Linked DNA regions of Mus musculus: region 2 is linked to region 1. Evidence: chromatin loops called from intact Hi-C (ENCODE). Cell type or tissue: heart. All regions are shown on one strand. Each heading gives the region's core, and the rest is flanking DNA. Links, peaks and the distances in the headings are about the cores only. Region 1 holds the start of Gm40607 (a long non-coding RNA gene). Region 2 holds the start of Gm33104 (predicted gene, 33104).

Region 1 (8,903 bases), core at 1,566-5,565:
TTTACTTTATGTATATGAGTGTTCTATCTGCATGTATGCCTATGTGCCAGAACAGGCATCAGATCTCACAATACATGGTCGTGAGCCACCATGTGGTTGCTGGGAATTGAACTTAGTACCACTGGAAGAGCAGTCAGTGCTCCTAACCACTGAGCCAGCTCTCCAGCCCTGCAGACAGATTTTTACTGTAGCTCACAGGGTCTAAAGCTAGGTGAGACTGAAAATTCGCTTTTCTCCTCAAGTACCTTCCAGCACCACGAGCCCTGGTCTGTAGTGGTGCAGCTTCCAGTTAAACACCATCTTGATCTCTCCATGTTCAGTAGCATAAGTACATGTTGTATTTAGCATTTCCGCCAAGTCTTACTCAGCTCTGAACACTGATGATTTCCACAGAGATATACTTCTCTTGAGCTTGCCTTTGACTAGATTGTCTTCGTGAATGGTTTCAGTTCAGTCTGCCATTCTCTCCCTCCCCTCCCCTCCACTTCTTCCTACTTCCTTTCATCTCTGTATTCCTATCAATGCCCAGTGTATTGGGATGGAGTGAGAAAACGAGACCTCCTGGGAGGCTGCTACAAGGCATTGTAAGCGATGAATAGTGCGTTCTAGAATGATGTGTTTACCTTCTAAAGATCCGATTGCAACTCAGATTTACAGTAGATGGGGTTATTGGCTCTTTTGAACGTTGAGGGTGAGAAGAATATTGAATTTGTGAAGTAGAAGACTTTGAGGATGGTTTACAAGAAGAAACTGCAGAGTCTGATACCCTGTCAGGATCCTGAACCTCAGAGGTAATGTCAGCCTCAGCCTCAGACTGGTATCCAGAACGCCCTTCTGAGAAGGTGGTGGATGAAGAATGGGAGACTATGGATAGATTTTTGAACTGGCCAGGGCCCCAGCTCCTTAGTCTGGTCAACACTGTTGCAATATAGAGGTATCAAGGTCCTGCTGTGGCTAGGCAATGGCCCTAACCAAGGTATCTGAAGTCACTGTTTATGTCACATGAAGACATAGCACACGTGAAGTTTCTTAAACATATGTTCTTTACTAGTTCAACGTTATGTTTATATATCACGTCAGCTTTAGATCAAGGATAGCGTATGCATCCTTTAGAGAAAGCAGCCCAAGACCTGAGCTTCTTCAAACATCACATGATTGTGTGAGCTCATTGCTCTTCAATTCTTTATTCCTCATTTTGAAAAACATTCTTAGATAAGTTTACATCACTTAAAAGACAAAAGTGAAAACGCCATATCGCTTTCAAATTTATAAACAGAATATACATTTCCCCGGTTTATTTGGTAAGAGCATTTCATTTCCCATAAGCTAACAGACACAATGTAAAGTGTAGGCGCGACAGATTTAGCATAGACAAATAGAGATCAATCAAAATCAAGCAGTTGTTTGACTCCAAGGTTTCACCTTTCCTTTTGACATTTTTATTATTTAATTATTTGTGTGTGTATGAGTGTGTGTGTGTGTGTGTGTGTGTGTGTGTGTGTGTGTGTGTTCACTTGCCAGGAAGCATGTGTGGAGGCCAGAGGATGACTTGCTGGAATTAAGTTCTCTCTTTCCACCATGTGGGTCCCAGGGTCTGAATTCAGGTCCTCGGGCTTGGTGGCAAGTACCTTTGCTGGCACAAAGACGTTGGGCCAAGCCAGCTTTAGCTTAGATCCTACCATTTAATAATCATATAACCGTGGGCAAGCTTTTCAACTTTCCTAAGCCTCAGTTTCTGTCCTTGCTAGATCGAATGATGCACAGGATTCTTCTGTGGGCATGCAGTGCTAAGGTGCGTTACTCCATTCTGCACAGCCATAGTGTACAGTCAGTCAGCAGTGAGGTTTTGTTTTTCTTTTAAAGATACAAAATCTATCAGATGACTACAAGCTATCATTAAATACAACACTAAGTCTGTGTTTACAACAGTATTCTTGGGCTTTCAGTGTTCTCTGAGTATTAAGGAAACACCCTGTCTTTCCCTAAGATTGTGTTGGAAATCGTTCAGGAAAGTCATTTGTCTTTGTTCTCCTAAAGAGTTCCAGGAAAGGAAAGGCTGAAATTTTGTCGTTTTAGATCTATAGCTATCAACATACTTTCATTATCTTAAAATAGCAAGGATTTTTTCTTTTTTTGGTTTGGTTTGGTTTGGTTTTTAATGAAGCTGAACTTCACTGGGAACTATAACACCTAAAATCCGTATTGCAAATGTCTTCTTGGGCAAACTAATTGCTCAGTGGGTAAAGGTGTCCACTAAGCCTGATGACCCAAGTTAGATTTACAGAACCCACATGGGGGTTATGGCTGGGGGAACCATAATACGTGAGGAACAGTATTAAAGGGTTGTGGCAGTAGCAAGGCTGAGAATCAATGAGTTTTGACATTAGGGTTTCCACCTTCAATATCCCTAATGTCAAATATCAGGAGGGAACTGATGCTTGCAAGGTGTTCTCTGACCTACACACACACACACACACACACACACACACACACACACACACACACACATACACACACACACACACACACACACAGACACGCACACGTGCACGCACACATACACACACACACACACACACATACATACACACACACACACACTCAGACACACACACACACACTCAGACATGCACACGTGCACGCACACACACACACTCAGACACGCACACGTGCACGCACACACACACACACACACACACTCAGACACGCACACGTGCACGCACACACACACATACACACACTCAGACATGCACACGTGCACGCACACACACACACTAATTAAAAATAACAACAGTGCGTTTATTTGTAGATAAACATCATAGGCTGTGTCTTCATTCTATTTCTGTTATCCTTGATAAGGAAGGCAGAGCAGGTATCGCTCCAGCCGCAAGCAGATGAAGTACAGCTGAGAGCTGAGAAGGCTCCTGGACCCTGTTCACCTAACTAATGAGCCCAGGCAAGACACCACACCGCTGGTTACAGAGCAAACTGCCCTATCCCCACAAGCTTTCAGGGGAGCTGGAACAAGGAAGAGAACCCCTAAGCCATTCCAGTGACGTTCTTCTCAACAGATTGCATGAATTTACCCACGTAAAAATGACAAAGAGACAAAAATGAGAAGACAGCAGTATTTTGGATTTTAAGAATAACAACAACAACAAAAAATGTTACTTAGTCACACATAGGCAGTGGTGTTGCATATTTTCATGTCATGGTTATTCATATGGAAAGATTTTATTTCCCTGTACACTGTCACTTATTCTTTGCACAGTTTTCTTCATGGTTTTAATTAGTTAGTTAGTTAGTTAGTTAGTTAGTTAGTTAGGTTGGTTTTTTAGTTTAGAGGAGGGGTGTTGGTTGTTTTTTGTTTTTTCTACCCAGCCAAGTTTTAAATCTGCTCAGTGACCAGAAGAGGGCAGTATGAGCTAACAAAACAGAAACCACGCACCGCACCCTCTAAGCCACTCTGCTTGTTCTGTTCAGACTCTGTGTCACTATCAGGTTTGCAATGTTAACTAAAACACTAAAAACTCATTAAAGACAGGAACGGAAAGGGCAGAGGTGGAGGGACGAAGGGAAGGAGATGGCTTTTTAAACCTCCTTATTGGAATAAAATGAGGTGAAATGGCTGTAAGAAAACGTGTTTAAGCACTTGCTGGGTGTGGACTCTGAATTAAGTGCTGCAAAATTGCTTCCTGGAGGGAGAGAGTAAAGAATTCAGACCACTTTCAACTGGACCTGTTCTTTACAGCCTCTGTTTACCTATTTATTTAATAGAGGCTTTGGGTCCGAAGGCCATGCCAGGACCTGCCTGGGCCCCAGACACTCCAGACCCTACATGGGAATGCGCTGGTGACAAGAAGCATAAAGAATAAAAGCTAAGGGTGAAAATGCAGGTGGTGTGTTCGATGCTTGCTTAAAATGCCTACACACACATGGGTAAAACATGTCTACCCTATAGCCTTAAGGACTGGAAGAAAGAAACGTGCCCTTGATGTATTTGTAAGTTATAGAAAATATAGTTAGAGTAGTTTCTAGGTAGCGCCAGAATACAACTTGGCTTAGTCCCCATCTTTACTGTGGCATATTTGATGGGTGACTCTTCATAGTCTGAGGAGAAAACAGGAGCCAAAGAGTCAGTGTGGTAAACTGTCTCAAATGTTCAATAGTATGTAGTTCAATGGTGCATGCATTAGAAGAAAGCACTGCCTCTTGGTGTCTGGGAAGACTGAGGCAGGTTTGAGATGAAACTCAAGGGATTTTGATGGTAGCAATCAGTAGAACAGAAATACAACAAATGAGTGGGAATTTTAGGTAGAGGAAGCCTAGGTAGGCATGTGGGTTGTGTTTAGCATTGTAGAGAACAATCATTTCTAGCGTCTGGATGCCAGGTCCTTCAGGATGGAGCAAGCAGTCTGCAGGAAGGAGAGGCTGGGAGGGGCAAAAGCAAGCTTAAGAGAAAGAGACATCGCCTAGACAGCTTTGAATACACTGCACATTCACTGTGTGGATTTGATGTGGAACCATTTCCATAAAGACTTGAGCCGCCACGTGCTGTGAACCAAGAAAAAGCAGGGCACCTACAGAAAACATGTTTCCATTATATGTACATGTGTTTGTTTCATATGTGCTATGCAGCTGTACAACGATGTAGAGGGATATTGAAGGTGGAAACCCTAATGTCAAAACTCAGTGATTCTCAGCCTTCCTAGTGCCACAACCCTTTAATACTCTTCCTCATGTATTATGGTTCCTCCAGCCATAACATTATTTTCATTGCTATTTCATAACCATAATTTTGCTGCTGTTATGAATTGTAATGTAAATATCTGTGTTTTCCGGTGGTCTTTGGGGGGTTGTGATACACAGGGTAAGAAGCACTGCATTGTACCCTAGGCTGTAGATCTGAATAGCAATGTCACAGGACTGCTCCAACAGTCATTTTAACATTGTTTTTTAGCCTTTGTTAGGAGACAACAGTTGACTGCTGTTACAAAGCAACCAGCCTTCCGTTTCCTTCTGCTGTGTGACAGCATGAAAGTCTATCTCTGCCTGCGTGTGTGCATCTGAGCCTGCCTTCTAACACTGTCCCTCATGGGTATTCGTTTCAGAATTATTAGGCAAATGATAAGATTGGTCCCCCTAAAAATATGTTTCCTGGTATTTTTCACATGGTACAGAAGTGGAATTAACTGGTTTAGGATTCAGCTGAAGAAACACAGAAAATGAAACCTTGCCTGTGTGTGGGCGATGCTCCTGCACTGTGGCTGAAGGATTGCCTAGGAAGCCATCAGGGGTATATACAACACAGAAAATGCCATATTTGTCCTACCATTTTTGTTCTACCCTTTCTGGTTTTTTGTTTCCCCTGATGTGGTGCTAGTCCAATTGATCTTAAAAATCTACCCAAAGCTTAACTCCTACTGTATTAGCAACAATAACAAAAAAACAAAAAACAAAAAAAACAAAAACAGATATAGGTGATATGTTATACTCACGAAACTCCATGGATCAATAGCAGATGACTTTTGTTTTATTTATTTGTGTAGTGTACTCCACCCCCATCATTCCTTTCTATTTAAGGCTTCCTCTTCCATTTCTATGCCTAGGGCAGGACAGTCATTGTTACTACATAAAGAATGAATCTGATACTCCCAAGGTACTTGCCATTATAGGGAACAGGTGTGTGTGTGTGTGTGTGTGTGTGTGTGTGTGTGTGTGTGTGTCCTTGGTAACACATCTGTTTTATTTGTTTTGTTTTGTCTCATTTATAAAATTCAGGCAAGAATGGGCTCGTGCTCATGTGGTGGAATGAAGCCCAGCCTTTGTTAAGATTTAATGAGACAATGCTCATCACAATTTGCTCTTAAAACACGAAGCAAAGTCTTACCTGTGTTTCAGATCAGCTTTCCAGGTTGCTCACCTGAGGTGTTCTGTTGACCACTGGTGTAGGCAGCTCCATGGTTACCATACGCATGCGTCAGCTGCAGTTCCAGGCCCATCACTGAGAGAAACACATTTAATCCTCCTGGAAACCTCCATGAGAACAGGAATATTGTCCTGCCTGTTTTGGAGGAAAGGAAAGTGGGACACAGCATGGTAAGTTCTTTGCCTCAGAGCCCACAGTGACGGCACGAAAGCCCGTGCTCAGCTGCTGTACACCAGAATCTGTGTATTTGACCTGTAAACCTCGTATAGATAATTTGGAAATAATGGCCTCAATTTGCAATGGGAAACTTTTTAACTGAAAGGGAACTGCAGCCACGGAGAAGCTATTTCTCCATTCCTCAGTCCTGAATATTCCTTATCCATCTTTCCTCCCTCCCTCCCTCCTCCTTTCCTCCTTCCCTTCTTCTCTCCCTCCCTCCTTCCTTTCTTCTCTTCTCTTTCCTTTCCCTCTTCCCCTTCCGACTTCTTCTTCCTTCACATTAGTGTCTTCCAGAGGCACAGTGGGTATAAGCTCTAAGAACATGGAAAGCAACAACCTAAACTTAACACACTCAGCCTTCTCACTGGAGTTCAATAGATGTTCAGATCTGACTTCAGCGTGAAGAGAAGTCAGACATTTCACTACCTCTGTATTATCTGATTTGTTCTCTGGAAATATATATTCTGTGTTCCAACTCTCACTCCCCACTAGACCCTCTGCAATGAATATTTGAACCCACACTTAGAAACATCTTTCTTCTCTCTTCCTTGAGACACGTCCAACTCCAGTAGAACTTCTTTCATTTCAAGATCTCCATTAGCATTTGAAGAGCTCAAATTACCAGGTCCCTGCCACAGAGATTCCTGCACATGGAAGCAGCTTATGTGTCCATTGTCAGATGAACAGATAATAAAAGTGTACTCCTTAGGCACAGTGGGGTTGCATCCACCTGCAAAGACAAGTGAAAGTATAAAATTTGTGAGAAAATGGATGGATAGGAAAAAGCATTAAGCAAGGTAACACAAATGGAGAAAGGTCGATGTCCCATGTTCTCTCTCACATGTGCCACTTAGCTTTTTAATGTTTACATGTGTGCATATCGGTGCTCGAGAGTCTGAGTGCAGGCTATGAAACTTGAAAGAAGAGCATGGCCAGGGAAGCCCTGAAGAAGTGAGGGGATGATAATAAGACACATGCAGCATATAAGAAAAGGAGCTGGGAGGGCCACAGAGGGTCAGGGGGTCAGGCACTCAGGGGGTCAGAAGAAAAAGTAAGGGAAAGAATTTTTTTAAAAATTGTTTTAGTGGGGGACTGGAGACATAGTCAGTGGCTAAGAGCATGGGCTCCTCTTCCAGAGGTCCTGAGTTTAATTCTCAGAAACCACATGGTGGCTCACAACCATCAATAATGAGCTTTGATGCCCTCTTCTGGTGTGTCTGAAGACAGCTACAGTTTTACTCACATACTTAAAAATTGTTTTAGTTCCATAATGAAACCTAATACTCTGTATGTATGCTATTTAAAAAATAAATGTTTAAAGACAGACTTTTCTCTACCTCTCAACTCACAGTGGTGCTGAACAGAAGAAATGGTCAACACAGCTGCTAGTCCATAGCAAACTGGTATCATGTAAAGCTCCATAAACTATAACTAACAGCTAGAAGGGGGAAGAAAAGAGTTAAGAGCTAGAAACATCCTCTCTTAACTATAATTTCATATCTGCACTTAATTTCAAAGGGCAGGGCGAAACTGCCATTGGATAAATATCAGCCATTGGGGCAATTTTTTTAAACTTCAGGTTTGATGAGAACCGTTTAACTTATGTTTCGTCCTTTGATTTCTTCTTCCAGCATGTATGTTGGGGGTCACAGTATGTGAACAGATGGGATATATGGCAGGGGCCAACTAATTAACATTAAAACAGGGGAACCCATTGTCTTCCTATAACTCCCATCCATCTACCTTCATTTCTGTCACCGTGGCGCCTAGCAGTTCTCGGACTGAGTGCTGTGAATACACCATTGAGCAAACTCAACTTCCCATAATGCTGCTGCTTCGTGTGCAAGAAGCTGTGTCTGCATAGGTACTGAGTCACCGGGTGATGTCTGTAGCTAAGCTGCCACTTCTAAGGGTGAGGCTACAGAGATCTGTGTGCAAAGTCTCTAACTTTCAGATGAATGAAAAAGAACGAGTATATTTTAAGTCTCATTAGGAACAGTCTTGCAGTTTCTAGCTACAAATACCAAGACCAGAGCAGCCCCAAAAGTTTGAAGTGAGAGAACATCAGAAAGTGTGCAGCTCTCACGAGCCTGCTCATGTACAGCAAGCTAGGGGCTCCAGTGGACCAAAAATTTACCCACGACTTTTATAATTGTTGTTCTTCCTAAAATTTCCTTATATGCCTGGGTTGGATTTACTTATAAATGTAGGGCAGTCTGAACCACATGAAAGTTTTCAGATTTAATTTTTAGGGTTTTGTTGTTGTTGTTGTTGTTCATGAAAGTCCTGTACTGCCAGTGGCAAAACATTGAAAAAAGCTAGGTGTGGTTGAATTACTACATAATCCAGTTATATCAGGCCTAGGTCTACATCCGCAAAGACTCAATGGAGTCCTCAGAAGATATATTCTCACAGTTATGCTCACTACAGCACCATTCACAACAGCCAAGATGTGAAAGTAACCCTGACACCTATCAACAGATGATGGATGAAAACTGTGGCCTACAGTGCATTGCTATCACATCCTTAAAAAGAAAATCTGTCGCATGCTACAACACGGAGAGCCTCAAGGACAGTCTACTAAACACAATAAGCCAGCTTAAAGATAATTACTACTTGATGCTATGTACAGGCATTATCTAAAGTAGTTAAACCCATAGAAACAGAAAGTGGAGTGGTCGGTTTCAAGGGCCAGAAGGAGGGAAACAGGAGAATTGGTGTTTGATGGATGAATCTCAGTTATGCAAAATGAAAG
Region 2 (8,903 bases), core at 3,293-7,292, 250 kb after region 1:
ATTTTGAAAATCTCTCCTGGCAAGTTGAGCTTCATTTCACTTGGCTAAACCATAATATTGTCAAAATTGTACCTATTTATTTTACAACATATACCCAAGCTCAATTTGTCCCTCCCTCTCATTCATCTATGGAATTCTGGTCTCCATGGTTACTGGTGTAACTGACATCAGCCTAACTGTGCCCATACATTAAAAATGGTGCATCAGCACAGGGTAGACCTAACACTAGAAAAGCACCTAAGAATCACTGACCCTGCACGGTCTCCATGTCCTGGTGGTGTTTAGCATCTTTAGAACCTTTTGTTCTTTGTGATGGGTACATGCTCTATCACAAAGGTTGCCACACAGAGACAACCTTGTAAGAAGTGGATTAATTGCAGATGGTAAGTTCAAAACAAAAATATACTAGGCTACTGCAATAGTTACTTGGTAGGGTTTTGCTGCTTTTCCTGTAATTAAGACCGTAGGAAGCATTTCCGGAAATCAGTGTGAAAGCCGCCATCTTGTATATAGCACAGCCCCGAGAAAATCTGAAATCCCCATCTAGTGGCCAATGACGTTCTGCGTGGTTGGCTGTGAAGTCGGTGCGTATTTAAGGCCACTGGCTTCCCTGGGCATCCCGTTCAAGTGTGCTACTTTCGATGACAGCTCACATGAACAGTCCTGGGAACGCAGCGGGTGTATCTGAGTGCTTGATCTGGGGTAAGCACTGTGAGCCTACAACCCTGCACACCCAGGTTAGATGAAGCAGATTCAGTTTTGTCATTCTTCTCTCTGTATAATTCATAACATGCCCCAGACCTTAAAGAATACATGCAGGTCTTCCAGCTTGGATATTATATGGTTTTAAAACCAAATTTTAATTCTTGATGCTGAAAAAAACACAGAGAGAAGAAGAATCAAGAAGGGGAGCAGGTGGCAGTTTGGCCTCCATGCTCCTCCTTAGACCGGTCCACTCTCCTTCTACTGGCCTCATCCTTTGCTGCCACTGATAAATCCATTCCATGTGCTGTGCACCTGGATCACATGGGCTAAGATCTGCCAAGGGCTCCTGGCCAATAGCAGGGCATCACTGGGAAGGTGATGAAATCAGAATCATGCATTAAGGGTGGTTCCAACAGAAATCCTGCTCCAAAAAAGGACCTGGGGCTACTTTCTCTAAAAACACCTGATTTCAATCTACATGTTGCTTTGTTACCCCTTTCCTTTCAACCACTAGCTACGATGAAAGTCAATGTCTAGCTCTTGCATGGCCAACGATTAAGCATGAAATACTAACATAGATAAATTCCACGGTGAAAAAGAATAGTTGAGCACAGCAAGAAGGGTGTCCTCTCTTCAACACACTGCACCAGTCCCTGGCCCAACTAGTCTCCCAGCCAACAGAATTAGTGTGATCCTTACCAAGAACACAAGAAGGAACTGGACTGCTGAGACAACTCCAAAATCATGGGGTTATTTGTGCCATTGTGGCCATGGTTAACACTTTGCTAGGTTTGCCTTTGATAAGAGCAGAAGTTGGAGATGGTACACACCTTTATCTTCCTGAGAGAACATGGATAAATATCACTTGATCTTCTGTATTGGTTGAAGCTTTGAGAAGTGTATTTGGTACCTTTAAAGCATATTGAATACCTTTCTCTTCTTAACACCTCTAGACTCTTGAAAAGGATTGTTTTTCAAGAATTACAGTTAGCTTATATGGAAATGGGGACCTAGACTCTTAGGAAGTCTGCACAGAGAACAGCACACCTGTTATGAAGAATGCAATCTACAAACAGCTTTCCTTTGATCCAGTTCTGTGTGTGAGTCTACAAGTTAGTCTCAAGTTAATGTAGAACTTGCTGCTGCAAGCACTTTGAACAAAAGGGCATCGGAAAGCATCAGAAGCCAGGTCTCTCGATCTCGCTCCTGTAATTTGTCCTCCTGTAAAGCAAGCCACGGAAAGCAGAATTCTTCTTCCCCAGGGAGATCACTCCTCTCTGCTTTGTCCTTACGGTCCCTCTTTCCTGAGGAGCCCTGTCCTGTGTCTAGAAGAAATGCCACAGAAAAGTCAAAGAGAATCTGAGCCACAGGAGTTGCTGGCTTTCCATCTCAGATCACACTCTAGCTCCAGACCACACTGTTGTGTCTAGTTACATTGTCATGTGAGTGCCTGGTCCTCATGAGTGCCTGGTCCTCATCAGCCCTACCTAGGAAAAATGGACAATGTTCCCTGGGTTTTTTAATTGTCATTTCTGAAAGCCATCACTTTGGGTCATGCAAAACGTTGGCTAAGTAAACTTTCTATGCTTTTCTCTTGTCCACCTATGTTCTGAGTAGGAGTTCTGGCCATGACGCTTACAATAAGGAAAACATACTTTTGTGTCCTTATATATAATATCTGTGGATCCGGTGCCACCATCCTTTCAAGGGTGAACTGTCTTACACTCAGGTGAAGTCATCAGAATTCAGACATTGGTCTGCCATTCATAGGTTTCTCCACCCCAAGCTCTCTATATCACCTCACTTAGCCACTGCTTATCCCTAGCTGGCCACTGTGGTAAAAGGTTAATCACAAACGTGGGTATTTATAGGGAATAATATGATGGGAGTAACCACATGTGGGTGAAAAAGAAATGAAAAGTCATGGCGACACAGAGCTTGTGACTATCCTGCAATTGGGATGGGAAACAAACAAAGGGGTCAGAATTCTGCCTGTCAACACAGGAAGAAAAGCAGACTGCTGGCTGGAAATATTAATCTGATCTTGGATGCTGGTCATAGAGGCTACACTCAGGAAGCTGAGGCAAGAGGATTGACAAGAGTTCTAGGCCAGTTCTAGGCTACGGTGAAACCAACCAACCAACCAACCAACCAACCAAACAAACAAACAAACCTGTTGTGTTAGGAAGTTGACAGTTGTTGCCTCAGAGAGCATGTGGCAGTGTCTGCAGACAGTGAGGAGTAGCATGTCACTGGCATCTGGTGTGACATGGCCAAGGGTTCTGTAAGCATCCTAGAATGCACATAGAATGTACACACAGAGCAGCTGCCTACAACAAAGAAATTTCCAGGCCCAAGTGTCAGCTGCGCTTTAAAGCAGAACTCCACTGAGGAAGCCAGTCTTCTTTCCTTGCATGGTTATTTCCCAGTAACATGCTTGAAACATTCTGGCAATAGTGACAGACAGAAATGTGCTTAGAACATTAATTCATAATTATGAGATGATTGCGATATTTCTAGAATGGGAAATCAGATATTTAAATGCACATGTCTCTAAAGATTGGTATAAAAGAAATAATTAACATCCAAAGTATCTATGACTCTTAAATCACAAAACTACTACTAAATGTTAAATATTGGGCTAAAATACAGAGCACATTTCATCTTTTAATGAAGAGAATTCTTTCTGTAAATTACTAGAACTCTTAAGGAGTTGGAACAAGTACTATCCAAAGTAGACGAGGAGCCACAGAGTATGGTACAGGAACACTGGGGTGAGCTTGTGATTGCACTAAGCCTGGTCTCTGCTCAGTGACTGTATTGTGTTCAGGTCTAAACCCACAAGGGCATCCTACAAAAAAAAAGGGTAGATTTAATATAGCTTCATCACATGTGTAAAAGCAAAACAATTGGGGGGGCATATTCATTAAATGAAATATAAAAACTCTAACTTGCTCATTGAAAACTAAGTACTTGTAGAGGAAACAAAGACACTTTATTTTCTTATTCTGCAGGAGTATTTCTAATATAATAAGACACCGAGACTGTGTTTAGCTCAAAGTCTATATGGTTGACTCCAAAGTTCAAAATTGCTTTGTTAGATGTAAGCCTTTGTCCCTGGACGGACAGGCTTCTGTCTCTTAGGAAAGAAAATTAAGTTGTATTTTCTATGTGGTGGTTCCTGAATGCAGAATTTTAGATCCGCTTTAATAAAACACGTGGCTGTGTAAGATTTTATGTTAGTAACGGTGATGGAAAGAACATTGATTTATTATTATTATTATTATCATTATTATTATTATAGAAAATTTATGATCACAAATTCAGCATCTATCAAAGAGTTTGGCCACAGTGCACCAAAAAAGCCTCCACCTACTGGGCAATGTTACGACAGGGCAAGATAAAAGCAAAGCTGGTTCCCTTCTTCCCATCACAACAAAAAGGTCGATAAAGCACACACTTGATATCAAACAGAGCTTCCTGCTGGCTTCAGTTACCTGGGAGTCTGGAGCCTGTGGTTTGAGTAATGTTCTGTCCACAATGCCGGGCAGCAGAAGCATAGAGAGAATGTCGGGCTTCCAGCCGGCTGAGCGAGCGCCTAACAACTTCAGACTCATTCTTTATTCTCCATCAGAAACGATAGCAAATGTGTTAAAAGGAAAAAAAAAAGTATTCACCGATCTTCTGATGTTGCCTTTTTTGGTGCTAGGAATTGTGTAACAGAGGTGATCCAGACGAGGTGATCCGCCCTTGAGCTACCTTCCAGGGTCATGTAAGTTTGCAAAAGAACCGAAAAGGAAGAGTTTTGCATAGTTCCTCTTGAAAACAAATGGTTTTTGTTTGTTTGTTTTATGTTTGTTTGTTTGTTATTGTGGAAAATTCCTGAAGAAATAAGATAGAGGTTGCTGGGGTGGGCACTGCAGATGACCAGGTGAAAACAGGACCAAACAGAGTACACATGTGCAGCATAAGTGCAAACATTGTAACTTTTATCTCTTTGATCCTGAGAAATTTTGTCAAAGTAATGACGTTAATATTTTTAAACTCTATATTTTGGTATGCAATAGGACATTTATCCTAGAGTCCATAAGAATGATTTTTTTAAATATGAATGCTTATATCAGTACTAAAGAGGACTCTGCTTGAATCCTCAGGTACTTACCTCATTTTCAAGTGTATCAATTAAAAAGATTACATAATAGGTGCTCTGAGTGGACACATAATTTTCTCACCATTTCTAAACATTCCTACCAAAAGTATAACGTTTAGCTGCCACCCAAACGGTGGAAATGCATATGTACATCTGCGACTTACAAACTGTGTTTTGAGAAACGCTTGTGAGGGAATGCTGCAGCTGCTGATAGGTTGACCTTTAGATTAAAGGAAGGAGAAGACAAACAAAATTCTGGCATGACTGAAACAGAGTGGTAGAAGCCCCGGAGAAGGACCACCAGGGGGCAGCATCCTCAAGCGGTTGTGATGGGGTGAGGCGCCCCCCCCCCCCCCCGCAAGGTTGTTGGTTAGCTCCAGCTATTTAGAACCAGAACCGTTTTCTGATTTCCAAGTTAAAACCCCTAAGTACAAAAACATGTGTCCCCACCCCCAATGTGAAACGGACGAAATTCAAAAGCAAAAATAATACTTTATGCAGCTCAGCATGTACCCTACATCGTTCTGAGCGATGTACATGGATCAAGCAGCTGCCATGACAACCTTTGCAGTGTAAACACTGTTGCTAGTACATTAAAATCACGTGTGCATTTATATGATGCATTGTCTATGATTTTTAATTGAAATTTACAAATGAGGAAACCGGGACACAGAAGTTTATCACGTGCTCATGCCATACAAATACCAAATACCAAGTACCAGAGCTGAGATTCGGACCAAAAGCTCTGGCCCAGAGATCAGATCTGAGACTGAGCCAACAGACTGAGGCTCTCAAGGCAGTGTTTCCTTGTTGGCGCACTATCAAGTTCAGCTACCAGCGCAAGGTCCAACTTATGGCCTTGTCTGGAACACAGCTTCTGTGTGCTGAATCTCTTGAAAACACTTCCCCCGAAAGTTTTACCCCAACAATGCTGCTTTCTTCGTAATCGTGGCTAAATTCTCAGCTCTGGCCAACCAGCATTGAGTATCCAGCAAGGATTTTACTTTAGTAGTTCTGGTATCTTGTTCATCACAGATGGTTCTTCATCCCCAGCTAACCAAAACTACAGATCCTTCACACAAAATGTCCTGTAGAGTCTTTTCTTCCCGCTGACACTGCACAAGCTAGGCCTCCAGGTTTTTTTTTTTTTTTTACTGTTTGCAGCAAGCTCTTACAGAAGTGACTCAATGGCTTTTCTAGCCCCAAGTTTCACAGAACAGTTCATCCTCAAAAGCAGTGAGGACAGGAACTCAAACAGGGCAGGAGTTCATTCAGGGCAGGAGCTGATACAGAGCATGGAGGGGTGCGGCTTACTGGCTTGCTCCTCATGGCTTGCTCAGCCTGCTTTCTTGTAGGAGGCCAGGGATGGTGCCACCTACAGTGGCTGGGCCCGGCTCCATTGGTCACTAATTGAGAAAATGCCTTACAGCTGGATCTTAAGAGTCATTGTCTCAAGTGAGGCTCCCTCCTCTCTGATTCCTCTAGCTTGGGTCAAGTTGACATAAAACCAGCCAACATTTGGGTCTGACCTGCTTCAGGGATGTCTTAGTTACCTTTGTATTGTTGAAAAGGGATCATGACCAAATGTTTTCTCTTAGAAAAGAAGACATTTCACTGGGTGCTGGCTTACAGCTTCAGAGGATTGGTCTTTTGTCACCATGGCAGGGAGCATGGCAGCAGGCAGGCAAGCAGGCAGCTTTACATCCTGTTCCACGGGCATCAAGAAGACAGAGGGAGAGACACAGGGCCCAGTGTAGGCTTTTGCAGTCTCAAAGTCCACTCTCAGTAAGACAACACCTCCTAATCCCCCTAAGCCTTCTCGGTTTCATAACCTGGTGACTAAGAATTGAAATTTGGAAGCCCGCGAGAGCCATTTTCGTGTAAATCACCATAAGGAGAGATGGGTATCAAACATGAGAGGGGTCACCGTGCTTCTGCGGTTTTCTCAGATACCACAAGCTTGCACATCTCAGATCTCCAAGCTCCACATGGAGGGAGACCATGTTTGAGGATAGTATATCTATCTAAGGCAGTATAACATCTAAGACAGATATATCTAATATATGTATAATATATATCTAACATAGATAATATATGTATAATATCTAAGATAGGTATAACACCTAAGGCATCTGGGACTGAAATAAAAAATTTAGTAAGGGAGACTTGATTTTTGTGTTTTAGAAATGGAGAAAGGATGGATCCTATTTGAATGCTGAGCCAAAGTACACCTCTAGCAAGTGAGATTAGCCTTGGACATGTTTTTAAATAGTAGCATGAAAGATTAGAAACATGACCACCTTTAAGTTCACAGATGCTAGCGGGGAGGGAAAGCAAGCCTACATTTTGGAGTGTGTATTAGGAACAACATGTTTTGAAAAGTTAGCAAAGGCAAGTGAGGAGAGCAAGATGACACTAAAGAAAACTAGCATTCATCAAGACCATTACAGAGATGACAACTGCTTGCTGGTTAATGTTCATCTGGCTCAGACCAGCAGGTGCACATGTGTGGGTGCCAGAGGTCAACCTCCCACCATGACTCACTCTTGCTCCTGCATAGACCCCTATTATTGTCAATGAGAGAAACAGCTCGCCTCAACAAGATAAGAGATAGTTTATTCTAGAGCCAGTTATGAGTGACTATGGCTCAGGAACACAGATTTTACTTTCTCCAAATACCACGTTCCAACGAGGTAGCAATTTCGTGCTTTTCCAGAAATAGGGAACCCCAAATTAAGGTACTTTTTAAATGTATTAGTGCAAACATTTGATAAGCAGGTTACAACAAAGAGGTGGACTTTTTGGAATACCTTAGATGCTATCCAGTGATGCTACTAGCTTTTGGGTTGGTAGAAGCCAATAGTCTGTAAGTTCATTCATTCAAGGTTCTACCTTGAAGTCACAAGGACAGGAACAGAAAAAACAAAACAAAAAGAAGACAAAACAAAAAACAAAAAACAAAACAAACAGACAGGAACAGAAAAAAACAAAACAAAAAAAGACAAACAAACAAAAAAACAAAAAAACCCCACATCAGCGGGAGGTCTGAAGATGACTCAAGATAAAGTTTAATTAGGGTCTGAACCTGCAACACACTGCTGGATTCACAGTCTCCAAATTTCTAAAGTTAACCAGCCTCGCTGAAGGGTCAGTGAAAGGTGGTTTCCTTCACAGCAAGCAACAGGATGTGTTTGTTTAAACAGCTGAGACTTAGACTTACTTAATGCCAGGAATCTGCTCTGCGCTCACTCAGAGCATGGTGATAGTGGTGTGGTTTAGAGCCTGACCTTAAACTTAGAGATCTGGGAGTTTCGGAGAAACTGAAAACAGACACGTTAGTGACTAAAGAGAAAGGTGAAGATATGGACAAGTGAACAAAAACGCCCAGAATTCAAGGTCAGACAGTGGGACCGGGAGATAGGGATGGTTTCAAAACTAAACTCGTAGGGCATTCAGAGGGACAGGAAGAACTCGGTGCAGGAGAGGAGAGCACAAATGCTTCAACAAATGCTGAGTGTGTGTGATTACTGAAGGAGCTTCCGTCTCTCTGTTAAGCACCCACCTAGCATGTAGAAATAAGCCTAATCTGCATGAAAAGAGGTTACTGCACTCAAGAATGCCACTTCTGATGGGAAAGGTTGCTGGGAATTAAGGAGCATTATCCATGCTAGTCAGGGGACTTTCTTCCACAGGATACATTTAGTTCCAGATTAGACATGGAATTTTCAAAATTAATTATGGAGAGAGAGAGTTCCTGACTGAGACCTTTGCCTGTTTCTCCTGTCCCTTTATGACTTTGATAATTAGTTTATTTTGAAAGGTTTCCTTCTTTCTTTCTCTCTCTCTTTCTTTCTCTTTCTTTCTTTCTTTCTTTCTTTCTTCCTCTCTCTCTCTTTCTTTCTTTTCTTCCCCCCTCTCTCTTTCCTTTCTTCCGTTTTTTCAAGACAGGATTTCTCTGTATAACCCTGGCTGTCCTGGAACTCACTCTGTAGACCAGGCTGGCCTCAAACTCAGAAATCTGTCTGCTTCTACCTCCCAAGTGCTGGGA

What was found. A loop is a pair of places that touch in the nucleus more often than their neighbours do. Peaks named below come from ENCODE experiments on the same cell type or tissue, not always from the same donor. Only the 100,000 strongest peaks of a DNase experiment are listed, where the experiment ranks them.
Region 2: it touches region 1 in a loop (3-fold over the local background); 9 of 42 quality-filtered maps call a loop at or near these places.

The regions. Positions count from the first base shown.
Region 1 is chr10:19,236,775-19,245,677 of GRCm38, forward strand. Gm40607 (a long non-coding RNA gene) reads right to left here and starts at 6,779. Exons shown (of 3, transcript XR_871478.1): 1 at 6,669-6,779; 2 at 5,891-6,064. In heart, for the core only: a CTCF peak has its summit at 3,401 (motif pointing right); no DNase peak of the experiment used is centred there.
Region 2 is chr10:19,486,541-19,495,443 of GRCm38, forward strand. It overlaps Gm33104 (predicted gene, 33104), which reads left to right and starts at 175. Exons shown (of 4, transcript NR_152784.1): 1 at 175-383; 2 at 4,415-4,477. In heart, for the core only: a CTCF peak has its summit at 5,131 (motif pointing right); a DNase peak (open chromatin) is centred at 5,161.